Regions from separate parts of the Homo sapiens genome. Here region 1 is linked to region 2. The links are chromatin loops, found by intact Hi-C in ENCODE. Cell type or tissue: B cell. All regions are shown on one strand. Links, peaks and the distances in the headings refer to the core of each region. The heading gives the core; the rest is flanking DNA.

Region 1 (9,464 bases), core at 2,116-6,115, 110 kb after region 2:
GATTACAGGCGTGAGCCTCTGCACCCGGCCCTTTTTTTCTTTTTTTTTTTTTGGAGACAAGGTCTCACTCTGTCACCCAGGTTGCAGTGCAGTGGCACCGTTTCAGCTCACTGCAACCTCTGCCTCCCAGACTTAGGTGATCCTCCCACCTCAGCCTCCTGAGTATCTGGGACCACAGGCACGCACCACCACGCCTGGCTAATTTTTTGTATTTTTGGTAGAGACGGGGTTTCACTATGTTGCCCAGGCTGGTCTCGAACTCCTGAGCTCAAGCGATCTGCCTGCCTTGGTCTCCGAAAGTGCCGGGATTATAGGCATGAGCCACTGCACCAGGCCATAGTCTTTTATAACCTAATCTCAGAAGTAATATCCCATCACTTTTGCCACATTCTATTCATGAGAAGTGAGTCACTTTTGAAATGAAATATAGAATGATTTAAAAAAGTCAAAAGGTTCAGCCCACGTTCAAGCAGAGGGCACCACACGAGGACATGAGTATCAGGAGGCAGGGGTCACTGGGACCTCTTAGGGGTGGCCTACCACAGCCTCCATAATGAAGCAGGCTCATGGTTCTCTTCTCTTCTCCCTGACAGCTTCTTCTGTGGTCCATTTAGGGACTTCATTTCTCTGCCCACCTGTTTTTTTTTTTTTTTTTTTGTGATGGAGTCTCGCTCTGTCGGTCAGACCGGAATGCAGTGGCATGATCTCGGCTCACTGCAACCTCCACCTCTGGGTTCAAGCTATTCTCCCTACCTCAGCCTCCCAAGTAGCTTGGATTACAGGCGCCCACCACCATGCCCAGCTAATTTTTGTAGTTTTAGTAGAGATGGGGTTTCACCATGTTTGCCAGGCTGATCTCAAACTCCTGATCTCAGGTGATCTGCCTGCCTTGGCCTCCCGAAGTGCTAGGATTACAAGCTTGAGCCACCTCACCTGGCCTGTTTTTTTTTTTTTTTTTTTTTGAGACAGAGTCTCACCTAGGCTGGAGTGCACAATCTCAGCTCACTGTAGCCTCCACCTCCTGGGTTCAAGTGATTCTCCTGTTTCGGCTTCAGCCTCCTGAGTAACTGGGATTACAGGCACCCTCCACCACGCCCGACTAATTTTTTGTATTTTTAGTAGAGACGGGGTTTCGCCATGTTGGCCAGGCTGGTGTTGAACTCCTGACCTCAGGTGATCCGCCCGCCTCGGCCTCCCAAAATGCTGGGATTACAGGCGTGAACCACTGCACCTGACCTCTGCCCACCTTTGAAATGTGGCACTTCTCCTGGGCTCTTTTCTGGGCTTAGAGCTCTTCACATTCGGCGTATTCTTCTTGAGGGACATCATCGACTCGTGATTTCAGCTATCAACTCTATGCTAATGATGTCCAGATCTTCAGCCCAGAGACCTCTCTCTATGACACTGCACACAACTGTATCCCAATATAGACTGAAGAACTAATATAACTCTTTGCTGGATCCAGGACATGTCTCATAGGCACCTCAGATATAAGAGGTTCAAGAAAGAACTTTGTCGAATAAGTTCTGTGCCTCCTCCTATTTTCTCCTGTCTCAATGAATGTCACCTCCATCCATCCGGGCATCCAAGTGAGAAACGTGGGCATCATCCTTGGCACCACCCTCTCCCTGACGCTCATATCCAAACATAAAGCCCTGCTGACTTGAGTTACCTCCGGGTTTTTTAAACCTGTTGCCTCCTTCATGTCCCTGATACCAATGTCAATACTGGCCATTAGCATCTCTTGCCTAGGCTATTGCAATAGCTTCCTGGTTTTTCCTGCTTTCATTCTTGTCCTCTCAGATTCATATTCTCAAAAATGCAAAGCTGCTCTTGATGAAAACCCATCAGCGGCTCCCCATGGCCTCCTAGATCAAAAGATACTTAATGATTGGGCCCCATCTAGCCTCTCCAGCAGCATTTTTCTCTTATGGTTTATGCTTTAGCAATCCCAACTGCCTCCCTGCACACAACCTACTCTTCCTCACCTGTGTGCTCTTGTTCATGCTTCCCTCCAATTTTAATGACTCCTTCAGAAGGACTATTTCCCCTTTAAAATTCTTTTTTTGTTTTTGTTTTTGTTTGAGATGGAGTCTCGCTCTGTCCAGCCAGGGTAGCCTGGCTGGAGTGCCGTGGCGCAATCTCGGCTCACTGCAAGCTCTGCCTCCCGGGTTCACACCATTCTCCTGCTTCAGCCTCCCAAGTAGCTGGGACTACAGACGCCCGCCACCACACCCGGCTAATTTTTTTTTTTGTATTTTCAGTAGAGATGGGGTTTCACTGTGTTAGCCAGGATGGTCTCAATCTCCTGACCTCATGATCCACCCGCCTCGGCGTCCCAGTCCCCTTTAAAATTCAAGAAAATGCCGGGTGTAGTTGTGCGCACCTATAGTCCCAGCTACTGGGGCGGCCGAGGCAGGAGGATAACATGAGCCCAGGAGTTCGAGTGTGCAGTGAGCCATAATAGTGCCACTGCACTCCAACCTGGGCAACAGAGTGAAACGGCATCTCAAAAATAAGTAAAATTCAATTTTCCCAGTCTAGTTTTGTGTCCTAGCACACTATAGTGTTGTGATTTATATATGCATTTGTGTCTCTTACTGGACCGTGAGCTTTCTTGATGGCAGGAATTGTGTCCTATTCCCCTTTGTGTCCCCGGTACCTTCTATGGAGGTCATACAAGTATAGATACTCAAGCTGTGTGTATTGGATGGATGAATGGATGAACTGGAGGTTTACATTAACATATGATTTTAAGTTGGTTCTTGGAGTCAAATAGAAGTTAGCCAGGGGGACAAGAGTGAGAAGGGCATTCCAGTTATAGGGAACTGCAAGTACAAAGGCCAAGAGGTTAAGGGCAGATTCAAGGAAGTGGTGGTGGTTTGGTGTGGTTGCAGTACAGGATGCATAGTGGTGCTCCCTGTAGAGGGAGGGGAGCCAGTTACTGTGAAGGGTCTGAAAAGCTGACTAAGGAGTTTGGCTTTTGTCCTGTGTGCAACAGGAAGTAAGAGTTTGAAGCAGGGGAGTGATTTGATCAGAGCCATATTGTAGAAACATTACCCCAGTAGCCAGTGTGGAGGATAGACTAGAAAGGGGGCAAGAGGGGAGACTGGGAGGCCAGGTAGTAAGGAGATTCATGGGCCAAGCAGGAGATGTGGAGGCCTGAACTAGGACACTGGGAGCAGGGAAGAGAGGAGGAGATGGATTTGAGAAATACTCGGTTGAACTCTATGAAATTCCCATTTTGTAAGAAAAAGCTGGGTGATATTGTCAATTTCATATGGTTTAAAATTTTAATATTAATGAAGTAAATGAACTGGATGGGATTTCAATCCTGATTGGATGTGAATATGAGGAAGAGGAAGGTGTCAAGGACAGGGACAATTTTTCTGACTTGAATGCTAGATTGGATGGAGTATCACCATGGGGAGTGGGAACCAAGGTCTAGGGGCATGGTAGAGAAGATGACATGATTAGATTAGACATGTTGATTTTGAGGTATTTTTGGAACCTCTAGGAGGTGGCTGGGTATCCTGATGTGAAGCTTAGGAGAGAGGGCTAAACTGGAGACAAATTTAGGGATTACCAGCATAGAGAAAGCAGTTGTGGGAGGGGATGATTCACCCTGGGAGAGCAGCCCAGACAGAGCTGGAGAACCAAGAGAGTGAGGTTTCTTAGATGCCAAGAGGATTTTGAAAAGATATTTGTGGCTGCATGCTGCAGAGGAGAGTCAGATAGGACTGAAAAGTGCTTGTAGGATTTAGCAAGGAGGAGACTGTCAGGGACAAGGGTGTGTCTTGGGGGGCAGTAGTGGGAGTGCCTTGGACTGGCCTCTGGAAGGGCATGCTGGGCCTGGACTTGGAGGTGTCCCTTCGTCCTTAGTCATGCATCACTTCAGCCACCAGGGGGCAGTGGCCACATGGAATCCAGGTTGGAGGGATTCACTGGGGCCCACAAACTCTTGGAGATGTGGGCAGGGTTGGGGGATAGGTCCAGAGCAGAGGCTGCTTCCTAATGGAGAGAGACATCCCCATGTGAAAAGAGCAGGGAGGAAGTTCTGGGAAGGGCGGCAGGAAGGAGACCTTTCTGTGGGGCAGACAGGAGGCCAATTAGAAATCCCCAGTCTTGGCCCAGAGCGGTGGCTCATGCCTGTAATCTTGGCACTTTGGGAGATCAAGGCCAGTAGATCGCTTAAGCCGAGGAGTTCAAGACCAGGCTGTGCAACATGGCAAAAACCTGTCTCTACCACAAAATACAAAAATTAGCAGGTTGTGGTGGTGCACGCCTGTCGTCCCAGCTACTCAGGAGGTTGAGGCAGGAGAAGGTCGAGGTGGCAGTGAGTTGTGATTGTGCCACTGCACTCCAGCCTGGATGACAGAGGGAGGAGAGAGACCCTGTCTCAAAAAAAAAAAAAAAAAAAAAATCCCCAGTCGTGTCTCATAGTTTCCTTCTCTCTGGGCCTTTTCAGGTGCAGGTGGGTTTTATTCAACATGGTACTTCGAATAGCAATGGATTTGTATTTTGAACCCTGATTTTCTTTGCACTCACTTCTTGATAGTCTTACTCTCCATTCTGTGTTCAAAACATAGTGAACTTTTTTCAGTTCTCACCTGCTTCCATGTGAAAGCTCTTCTTCCATGGGAACGCTTTCTCCATCCTGCCTCCTGTTTATCCTTCAGGTCTTATCTCAGGCATCACCTCTTCTCAGAAGCCTTCCGTCACTGCCCCATCCACCTCCTCTTGGCTCCCATAGAGCCCTATCTTGAGTCTTGAATATTCTGGCTGGTAATTATTTATTTATTTATTTGCAATCAGCTTTATTGTGATATAATTTGCATGCAATAAAATTCACCAGTTGTAAATGTACAGTTTAATGAGTTTACACACACACACAGTTGTGTAACCACCACCACAATCATGTTACAAAACATTTCCATTACCCTAAAAAGTTCCCTCCGGCGCCTTTGCTGTCAGTCCCCTCCTTCCACTGCAGCCCTTTTCAACCACTCATTTGCTTTTCCGTCACAGTAGTTTTGCTGTCTAGAATTTCATGTAAATGGAATCCTACAGTGTGTGGTCTTCTGCATCTCTCACTTTGGTTTTGAGGTACTTCTGTGTTGCTGTGTGTATCAGTAACTGTGTATTTATTGTTCATTCCCTCCCCCACCAACAACTTCAGATGAGGGTCTCTATGAGGGCAGAGTTGTGTCTCATTTGCATTTGTTTCTTCAGCTTACAGCATAGTGCTAATTCGTGATAGTATTCAGTATGCATGTCTTAAATGGAACCAAACTGAATGCTTGGGGAGAGTCAGCCTGGGAGAGCTTCTGAACCCGGGTGTGCATAAGGCAGGACCCATCTGCAAGATGCCTCATGGCCTTTTCATCCCACTCCAGCTGCTCCTCCATTTACTTTGGCTGGTTCTGCTCAGCAGGCCCTCACTTCTCTGCCCTTCTCTAACCTGCTTCCCTTTACCTGGTCTTCGATTCCCCGCTTGTGGTCTCAGGGCCCTGCTCCATTGCCTGCTCCAGCCTCCTCCTGGTCTTTGGAAGTCTCCACACCACTGAGCCCTGGCCTCCCTGAGCCTGCAAGTCTCTCCACTCCTCCTCCTGCCTGTCCCAGGACCCTACCCACTTCAGATGACTCCACATCTCAGTCCAGCTCTGCATACCTCTCTGTCTGTGCCTCCGGGTCCCTGTCTCTGGGCCCCTTCTAGGATGATGGAGACAGCTGGCTGCCCCATCCTAGGGAGCTAGGTTGTGATTCCTCTTCCTTTCTCTCTTTTGCTTCACCTTCATCCTCCGACTCGAACACCTTCCCATAGGAGGCCACTGGGGCAACCTCTAAATTTCATTCAGACCAGAAAAGCCTCTGTCTGTTTCTTATTTCTTTCCCTTCGGTCTTTATCTCCTTCTCCCATCTCCTTTCTCCTCTCCCCAGTCCCCTTCACTCTTCCTGATACCCTCACTCTGCTCTGCTCACCATTCACCTCCCTTCCTCCTCCTAGCTTCCTCTTTTCTCTCACACCCATTCTCCTCCTGTCCTTGTTCTCTTCCTTGCTCCCGCACCACATCTCCCTCTGCCTGTGTCCTCAGGGCCTCCTCCCTTCCTTCCATACATCCAGTTCCAGTTCCAGGTCTCTCTCTCTCTCTCTCTCTCTCTCTCTCTCTCTCTCTTTTGAGACAGAGTCTTGCTCTATCGCCCAGGGCAGTGCAGTGGAACAATCTTGGCTTACTGCAACCTCTGCCTCCTGAGTTCAAGTGATTCTTGTGCCTCAGCCTCCTGAATAACAGGTCTCTTCTTTTTGCTCCTTGTCCTTGCACCACTTTTTTCCTTCTCCCCAGTTTCTTCCCTTCCTGCTTTGTGTGCCTTCGTTTCCCTTATCTTACACCCTTTATCCTCAGAGATTATAAGGGAGCCCCAAGACTTGTAACCAAGACACCAAGATGTACACACACGCACACACATGGCCACAGATGCGCGAACAAATGTTTCATTAATGAACAAATGCATCTATCTAAAGGTATGTTCAAGGCCGGGAGTGTTGGCTCACGCCTGTAATCCCAGCACTTTGGGAGGCCGAGGTGGGTGGACCACCAGGTCAGGAGTTTGAGTCCAGCTTGACCAACATGGTGAAACCCCGTCTCTACTAAAAAATACAAAAATTAGCTGGGCATGGTGGCATGCGCCTGTAATCCCAGCTACTCGGGAGGCTGAGGCAGGAGAATAGCTTGAACCCGGGAGGCAGAGGTTGCAGAGAGCCGAGATTGTGCCACTGCAGTCCAGCCTGAGTGACAAAGCAAGGCTCTGTCTCTAAATAAATAAATAAATAAATAAATAAATAAATGTATGTTCAGACGCACACACTCAATTAAGGTCATCCATAGCTTGCAATGTTTTGTACTTAGTATACATCAGGTACTATTATTTGTATACATGTTTCTGAAAGATGAACAGGCAGAATGAGGAGGGAATAAGAGCTGAGCTCATTCGTACAGGAAGAGCCATGTACATGCACACCTGTACCCAGAGATGGCCCTCACTCAGACATGCACACACACACATTCCTCAGAGGAATCTGGTACTTCTGGAATTATGCTATTTCAGAAGCAGAGAGAGCACACATGTTTTTGCTGTGTTGTGTACAGTGTATGGTGTACGTCTTTGCATGTGCCTGGTGTGTATACATGTGCTGCATCAGCCTTCGTGGAATCATGACTCGGGGCTGGGCGGAGCCCTAGAAATCAGTTAGGACAACCTGCATGTGCGGATTGCTTAAGTCTCCTATTGGATCTGACTTTTGTAAGTCCATGAGGGATGTCAGCTTCTGCTTAATATGGATATTCTGGATAATTAAGATACCAATCATGCATAGGTTGTGGACCACAGACTCTTAACATACTGGCAAGTAAGCATATGATATGGACTTAGCACATATCAAACCAAGTTTTTTGGATCCTTAAAATTGGTGCTTTAGCCTGGGGAACATATGGAGACCTCATCTCTGCTTAAAAAAAAAAAAAATAGATGGGTGTGGTGGTGCATGCCTGTAGTCCCAGCTACTTGGGAGGCTGAGGCAAGAGGGGATTGCTTGAGCCCAGGAGTTTGAGGCTACAGTGAGCCATGATCACGCTGCGGCACTCCAGCCTGGGTGACAGAGGGAGACCCTGTCTCAAAACAAACAAACAAACAAACAGACAAACATTGGTGCTGTGTGCTTAGTGTATACTCACTGTATACACAATTATTATGTACTTGGTCATTCTTAGGAAGGATGACCGCCCCCCACCCCACCCATGTACTGGTCCTTGTAGGTGCCAGGGCCAAGGCAGGGAACAGGACATCCTTGGTCTCTGCCCTGTCCCTGCTTCCCTTCTAGTAGGTACTCAGGCTGTCCATAGCTCCTCCTAGGTCTATTGTACACGTACAGATGGAGGGACCTGGGAGTCTGCTGGGTAGATTCATTGCAGGGTCCAGTATTCCTTGTTGCTCCTTCCAGAATGGATAGTGTGTGGGTTGTCATTATATACACCCTTTTTTGAGTTCTCTCCTCACTATTGGGACCCCATGTGCCTTTGTATGCAAGCGGAGTGGGTGTTTCTTATGTTCAGTTTTGTTATGTGCCTTTGTGGATCACCAGAACCTGCTCATGGGTGTCTCTTATGTTCACACTAGCTAAGTCTATTAGGTTGGTGTGCCAGCTTTGTAGGCATGGGGGATAGGGTACTTCCTGCATTCATTTATGTTGTGCCCACACAGTATGGGTCCCAGGGAGGCTGGTTGGTAGGTGGCTATGGGGTGGTTCCGTGTCCACTATGTTCATGCCCTGTAGGCCCATGTGCCTAGTTTGTGTGCAGTTGGAGTGGGCGTTTCCTGTATTTATTTGTGTTGTGAACACACTGTGTGGATCCCAGGAGTCTGCTCTGTATGGGGGTATTAAGTGGTCCCATGTCCATTATGCATCTGCTGCATAAGACCCAAATACCTACTTTGTATGGACAGAGGGTAGTATTCCTTGCATTTATTTGTGTTGCGCACACAGTGCGGGTCCCAGGAGGCTGCTCCGTACAGGGAGTAGTAGGTAGTTCTGTGTCTATTATGCACACGCTGCACAGGTCCTGGGTACTTACTTTGTACGCCCACGGGGTAGGTGTTTCCTATATTTATTTATGTTACGCACTTCCAGTGTAGGTCTTGGGAGCGTTCTCCATACACGTGGGCAGTTGGTGATTCTCGTGTTTCTCACACACACATGAGGGTCCCGCGTGTCCACTCAGTATGCATGGGGTAGCCTTGCTGGTAACAAAGCGAAGGGCGGTTGCAGCTGCTAAGCCAAGACCGCGCAGCGCGTGCCTGCGTCCTCCTCCTCCTCCTCCCTTTCCCTCCCTGCCTTCCCCCTCCTGTTCCCTCCCTCTCACACCCCCTCCCAGGTCTGGGTACCACTTGCAACCCTATCCTCCTCTTTGCACCACTGCACCCCCGCCTGCAGGGGGCGGGAGCCATGCACCCTCCCAAGACCCTGTGCCCACCTTCCCCTGGTCGGAGCCCCTTCACCCTTGGCCTTCCTTTCCTTCCTCCCTGTCTCCAAGCCATAATGTGCCTGGCACAGGGGAGGTGCTTGGTGACTGGGCACTGCCCTCCTCTCTTTCTTCCCCTCCTCTCCCTTCCCCACTCCTCTCCTTTCTGCTGTTCTTCCCTCCCCTCCTGTCTGCCCTTTCCCCCTTGGTGCTTCCCTGGACCCTCTTGTCACCTTCCTACTTTCTGCTTTCACCCCAGCCTGTCCCTTCCTCCTTTACCTGGGCTCTGTCTCTGCCCCCCATCCCCAGCCTTGTCTACCAGACCTCATTCTCTATTTCTGACTCTCCATTTGTCTCTTCTTGTCTCTGTCTCGCATCTCTCTGTGGATCTCTGTCCAACTGAAAGCCTCTTCCAGTGCCTTTCTCCATCTCACTGTGTCTCTCTGT
Region 2 (5,402 bases), core at 1-4,000:
TAATCCCAGCACTTTGGGAGGCCGAGGCGGGCGGATCATGAAGTCAGGAGATCGAGACCATCCTGGCTAACACGGTGAAACCCCGTCTCTAATAAAAATACAAAAAATTAGCCGGGCATGATGGTGGGTGCCCGTAGTCCCAGCTACTTGGGAGGCTGAGGCAGGAGAATGGCGTGAACCTGGGAGGCGGAGCTTGCAGTGAGTCGAGATCGCGCCACTGCACTCCAGTCTGGGCGACAGAGCAAGACTCTGTCTCAAAAAAAAAAAAAAAAGAAAACGAAAGAGGGTAAAACCCAGAAGTCTCTTGCTAAATGAGGGCTAGGATGTGATATTTAGGAACTACCCTCCCACCCTCCCCACTTGCCCATCCCTAGTGTTTTCTGCAGCTGGAAACTTCATGGTGGTGGGTGGAGGACAGGTTGGCACAGAGAACAAGATACTCAAATGCTTGTTTCCTTACTACGCCTCGTGTTCCTGCTCAGGGCCTGCTTCCGCGAGGCCAACATCCCAACCCACTTCGGGAGAAGAACCGACAGGTGAACGAGCTGGTACGGGCGGCACTGGCTGGCCACCCTCGGGCCCACTTCCTAGATGCCGACCCTGGCTTTGTGCACTCAGATGGCACCATCAGCCATCATGACATGTATGATTACCTGCATCTGAGCCGCCTGGGCTACACACCTGTTTGCCGGGCTCTGCACTCCCTGCTTCTGCGTCTGCTGGCCCAAGACCAGGGCCAAGGTGCTCCCCTGCTGGAGCCCGCACCCTAAGCATCCTGCTGCCTTCCCACAACATTAAACTCTCCTTCCTCAGTGTGCTGTTTCCTGCTTTATGGTCGAACCTGTCTGGGTATCTGGGTACCACCATTAGTCCTTATCCTGATCTGTGACCCTGCAGTTCTGCAAGGTGTTTTTTGTGTGAGACAGGGTCTCTCTCCGTCACCCAGGCTAGAGTACAGTGGTGAGACCACAGCCCACTGCAACTTCAACCTCCCAGGCTCAAGTGATCCACCCACCTCAGCCTCCTGAATAGCTGCTACTATAAGCATGTGCCACTAGGTCCAGCTTATTGTATTTTTTGTAGAGAAGTGGTTTTGCCATGTTGCCCAGGCTGATCTGACTCCTGAGCTCAAGCAATCCACCTGCCTCGGCCTCCCAGGGTGCTGGCATTACAGACATGAGCCACCATGCCTGGCTGTGGTTCTATTTCTGCCCAGGGCAGGTATCACTGATCCATTAAGGCACTGTGATTCTTGTGGTTAGGTTAATTTCCACTATCACAATAGTGTGCTTCAGGCAGGCGTTACCAATCAGTAAACACTAGTTAAGACCAGCTTTCCAGCACTATCCTACAGGACCAAGCTCAGGCAAGAATTCTGGGAACATAGTGACCCAGTGCATATGCGGTTGCCCTGGCTGGAACTTCCTGGTGCTCCATCTCTAGCTTAGATGCCACTTCTGTGGAGGTGTCCTGACCCTCCCACTCCTAGTTGTCATCCCTCCACACAGGGTGTAGGTATCTTGTCACCTCAGGTGGGCACTGTGTCCACATGCTGAGCAGGAGGGGTGTCACCCAGGGGAGGTTCCTTCAAGCCCAGTTGCAGTGCAGGCCCAGGCCACATGGGGGCAGCAGGGGTCACACTGAGGACCAAGGGTATTCCAGGTAGACTAGGCTCCCTCCCACCCACTGCCACCTCTGGGCTAGGACCTCTTGGGACCTGTTTCCTGAGTACGAATGACCCCAGAGCCAGTGAGGGTAAACCATCCAGTGGCATCTTGCCTCAGGCCTTCCCCAAACTCACGCAGTCCAATGGCTGAGAACAGGGCCAGCAGGCATTGAGGCTCCCGGAGCGCACAGGCTCCTAAACTGGAGAGGGGCCATCTGGTCCACAGCAAGTCAGGGACCTGGCCTATGGGGTTCCTCTGAAGTTGGGGGCAGTGGTACTGGAATTGTTGCCCCCACCTCATGGAAAGCCTACCGCTCCATGACAACTCAGGACAGGACTGGTACAACCAACAGCCCTCCCTGTTAAGAGCCTACAGCCACACAGGTGTGTTAAACAGCTTTAATCTCGCTCATTGCGGCTTCTCGGCACAGTAAGAAATATTGCACATGATCAACATGTTTTGTTCTGGGGAAGGGGGCAAGGGCAGGGGGAATCACCTTCTTAGAAAGTACAACCCAAGTTGGGAGGGCAGAGGGGGTGAGGAGAAAACCCTCCCCGTGCCTGTGGCAAAGTGCAGGAGCCCCCACCCCCAAACTAACCTGAGTCCAGCCCCTCTGGGGAAAAAAGGGGTGCATGAACTCCCCCTATTCCACAGGCGCCTCCCTGTGGCCCAAGGCCTGCACCACCCTCCAGCTTGCAGCCCTCACAGGAGCCATTTTGCATAAAGTGAAAAGCTCTGAAGGTCACACGCTCCAGGTTATGTACAGGGGCTTGGAGGAGGGAGACTGCCCCTGCAGCCCCTCAGCTGCCCCCCAGCACCGGGAGGGAGCTTCGAGGGAAGGGGGTATTTACAAGAGGAGCAGGCCTCATTCCGCCCCAAACTGGAGAGGACGAAATGGCTTTACCCGGGAGGAGATAACCTTCCTGCCCCCACATACTGTCCATGTCCTGAGGGGGTACTATAAGTCCTGGCATCTTCTCAGGGGTCCCTCACCTGCCTGTGGCAGCTGTGGAGGGACCTGGGGGTGGGGGGGAGGGCTGGGGAGCCCCCTCCCAGCCAGGCTGTCCAGGCCCCGACTCTGGGGGTGGAGGCAGTGGCGGGGCAGCCTGGGCCGTGCCAGAGTCCGAGCTGGGTGAGGTGGGGTCAGGGCCCCCTGCGGGGCTGGGAGTGGGGGCAGGGGCAGCAGCGGTGCCAGTGGGGGGCGGTACAGGGAGAGGAGCCTCAGCTCCAGGGGGCTGCTCCGTGGGAGTGGCAGCCTGCATGATCTTCTGGCGCACCTCACGGATCTTCAACTGCAGACAAACCTTGGAGGGAAAGATGTCTGCATAGCGGGCCTGGAAGGCGGCTGTGGCCTGGGCTGGAGATAGAAAAACGGTGGGGAGCACAGGATGAGATGTACAGATAAGTCCCACCCGAGTGACCCCAAGACTCCGAGACAGGCTCACCTGACGGGAAGAAGCCATGGTCCTGAAAGAGCTGCATGACCAGGGCCCGGCGCTGGTCCAGGGTGCGCCGCAGGGAGGAGTATGGCACCTTGTCATACTCTAGCTCCCCAAGCACGTCCTCGGCTTCTGTACCTGTGCAGGGCACAGGCAGCATGGCAAGGCTGCAGCAGCGGCAGGGCCTTCCTGCCACCGTCTGAGTGCCCACCCAAGCCCTCACTGCATTCTATTTCACAGGGGAGTCAGAGAGGGGTCCTGCCCACAGTCACAGGGCAACCTAGGGGCCTGCCAGACTCCAGAACCCACCACTGACAGGCTGTGCTTCCTCCCAGCCTGGATGGACCCACCCTACCTCTCTCACTCTCTAACCGCCTTCCAGAGACCCACTCCTCTTGCAGGTCCCCAGGCCCCCAAAGTTCTGCCCACCACGGCACCTGTACGGTCAAAGGTGAAGATGTCCCCCTCGCACTTGGCACTCTTGGGGGTGTTGGGCTCCGAGCTGCAGCTGGAGCGTCTTCTCATCTTGCGCTTGGGCGAGGTGGGGTCCTCGGGTGCTGAATCCAGGTCTGGCCAAACAGAAGCAGACTCAGTGCAGGTGGCCCCAGTCTGCCCTCCACCTAAGGACCCTGGGTGCCCAATGCTCGCCTACCCGTGGAGTTCTTCCTCTTCTTGCGGTAAGAGCCCAGGATGGCCCGGGGTGAGGTGGCCAGAGACTGCAGGGTGGGGGAGGGCAGCACCTCCTCAGGCCGAAACTCAGGCAACTCAGCAAAGCGCTCTTCGAAGTCCACTTCTGACAGGACCCTGCTGGAGGGCCGGCAGGGTCACCTCCCCCGCCTCAGCCTGCAGCTGCTCCCACTCCCGCCACCCTAACACGCTCCACCAAGGCCCCAGCCCATGCTCACTTGTCCACAGAGTCAAAGGTCTTCTTCAGGGGCGGGGGCCGCACCTTCACCTTCTTGCCAGTACCAGCCGCCTCCTTGCGCTCCGGGGTGTCCCCGGCTGCCCGCCCACTGCTGCTCTCGCTGCTGCCACCAGGGGCTACAGCTGGAGCTGGGGCCGGGCTGGGAGGAGTGGGAGGCTCCCCACGATTCTCCAGGCCCTGCCCAGGGACGCGCCAGTCTGAAGATGAGCTGGGGAATTTGCTGGCCTGGGGTGGAGATGGGCAGGGAGATGGCGAACACTGAGCTCAGACTCTGGGGCAAAGGCCAGAAACAAAGAGTTGGATCTGAGCCCGCCCAGCAGACCCCTTGAGAAGGCTGTCACACGGCCTCAGGAAGGCCAAGACAGGGGCCTCAGATGGGAGAGGAGACAACACAGGCAGGCAGAAGGGACAGAGGGGACCCTTTAACCTGAGAGACACACAGGCATGGAAAGAAGAGTAGGACAGAAAAGCAAAGACGTCAATGGAGAGGCACAGCCAAGTGGCAGTGGGAGCCCCACGGCCTGCAGGCGCTCACCATGGTCTCAGGGCCCTTGGCGCTGGTCCGCTCCTCAGCAGGTGGGGGCAGTGGGGGGCTGCTCCGGGCCGTGGGAGTCCAGGTCTCTGGCAGGGGTGGAGGGGCTGGTGGTGTGGGCTGCCCCTCAAGCTCAGACTCTGGGGCAGTTGGCTCTCGGACTGGGCCAGGCTCCAGAGGCTGCCGGGGTGCAGGGCCAGGCCGCCCAGAGGCACCTGCCTCAAAGGACCCCACGGGAATGCTGGCGATGGCTGCCTTCACTTTCTGGGGGGCCTTCGGGCTGGGCCGCTGGGCCTTGGGGGCCACTAAGCTGTAGGTCATGGAACCTGCTAGTGGGGAGAAAATTGTTTGCTGAGCCAGGCCTGACTGGAGCCCATCCCCTGGGTCCCCCAACTCACTCTGCTCTGGGTTGATCTGACACCTACCTGTGGCGCTGGGGAAAGGGCTAGTCGGGGCTGGGGTGGCAGTGGCAGGGGCTGGCGGGCCCTTGGGCAGAATGGTGGCTGCAGGTGGGGTTGTGCTGGTGGCCACAGTGTAGACCAGGCTTGGGGGGGCCTGGGATGGCTGGGCCAGGGGTGCTGAGGAGGTGGGTGCAGGGCTGCCAGAGTAAAATGCTGTTATGACAGGACCTCCGGGGGCTGCACAGGCAGGCGGCAGCTGGGGACTGGGCACAGGTGACACGCCCACCTGACCGGGAGCCAGCAGTGGGGCTTGGCCTGCTGAAAGACAGAGAAGAAGAAGCAGGAGACCAAGTTAGGGCCCGGACTGCCTCAGCCCCACCCTGGGTCCCCAGCACTGCCTGCCAGGCCGCCCCTCACCTGAGAGCAGGGGCTGCACGA

Evidence for each region. Peaks named below come from ENCODE experiments on the same cell type or tissue, not always from the same donor. Only the 100,000 strongest peaks of a DNase experiment are listed, where the experiment ranks them.
Region 1: a loop joins it to region 2, with 3 times the contacts of the local background. A loop is called at or near these places in 11 of 110 quality-filtered maps.

What each region holds. Positions count from the first base shown.
Region 1 is chr19:42,178,955-42,188,418 of GRCh38, reverse strand. It overlaps a transcript of POU2F2 not described here. Among named protein-coding and RNA genes, the nearest start is that of POU2F2-AS2, 31 kb to the right of the region's middle. In B cell, for the core only: CTCF peaks have their summits at 3,704 and 3,904 (motif pointing right); DNase peaks (open chromatin) are centred at 2,950, 3,908 and 6,098; H3K27ac peaks cover 278 bases.
Region 2 is chr19:42,292,446-42,297,847 of GRCh38, reverse strand. CIC (capicua transcriptional repressor) reads right to left here. Exons shown (of 21, transcript NM_001386298.1): 14 at 5,382-5,402; 15 at 4,989-5,282; 16 at 4,567-4,892; 17 at 4,012-4,256; 18 at 3,759-3,913; 19 at 3,544-3,675; 20 at 3,113-3,244; 21 at 2,052-3,024. The coding sequence ends at 2,657. PAFAH1B3 (platelet activating factor acetylhydrolase 1b catalytic subunit 3) reads left to right here. Exons shown (of 5, transcript NM_002573.4): 5 at 483-813. The coding sequence ends at 770. Among named protein-coding and RNA genes, the nearest start is that of PRR19, 7.0 kb to the left of the region's middle. RefSeq lists an enhancer at 2,030-2,099. In B cell, for the core only: CTCF peaks have their summits at 1,407 and 1,614 (motif pointing right); a DNase peak (open chromatin) is centred at 1,617.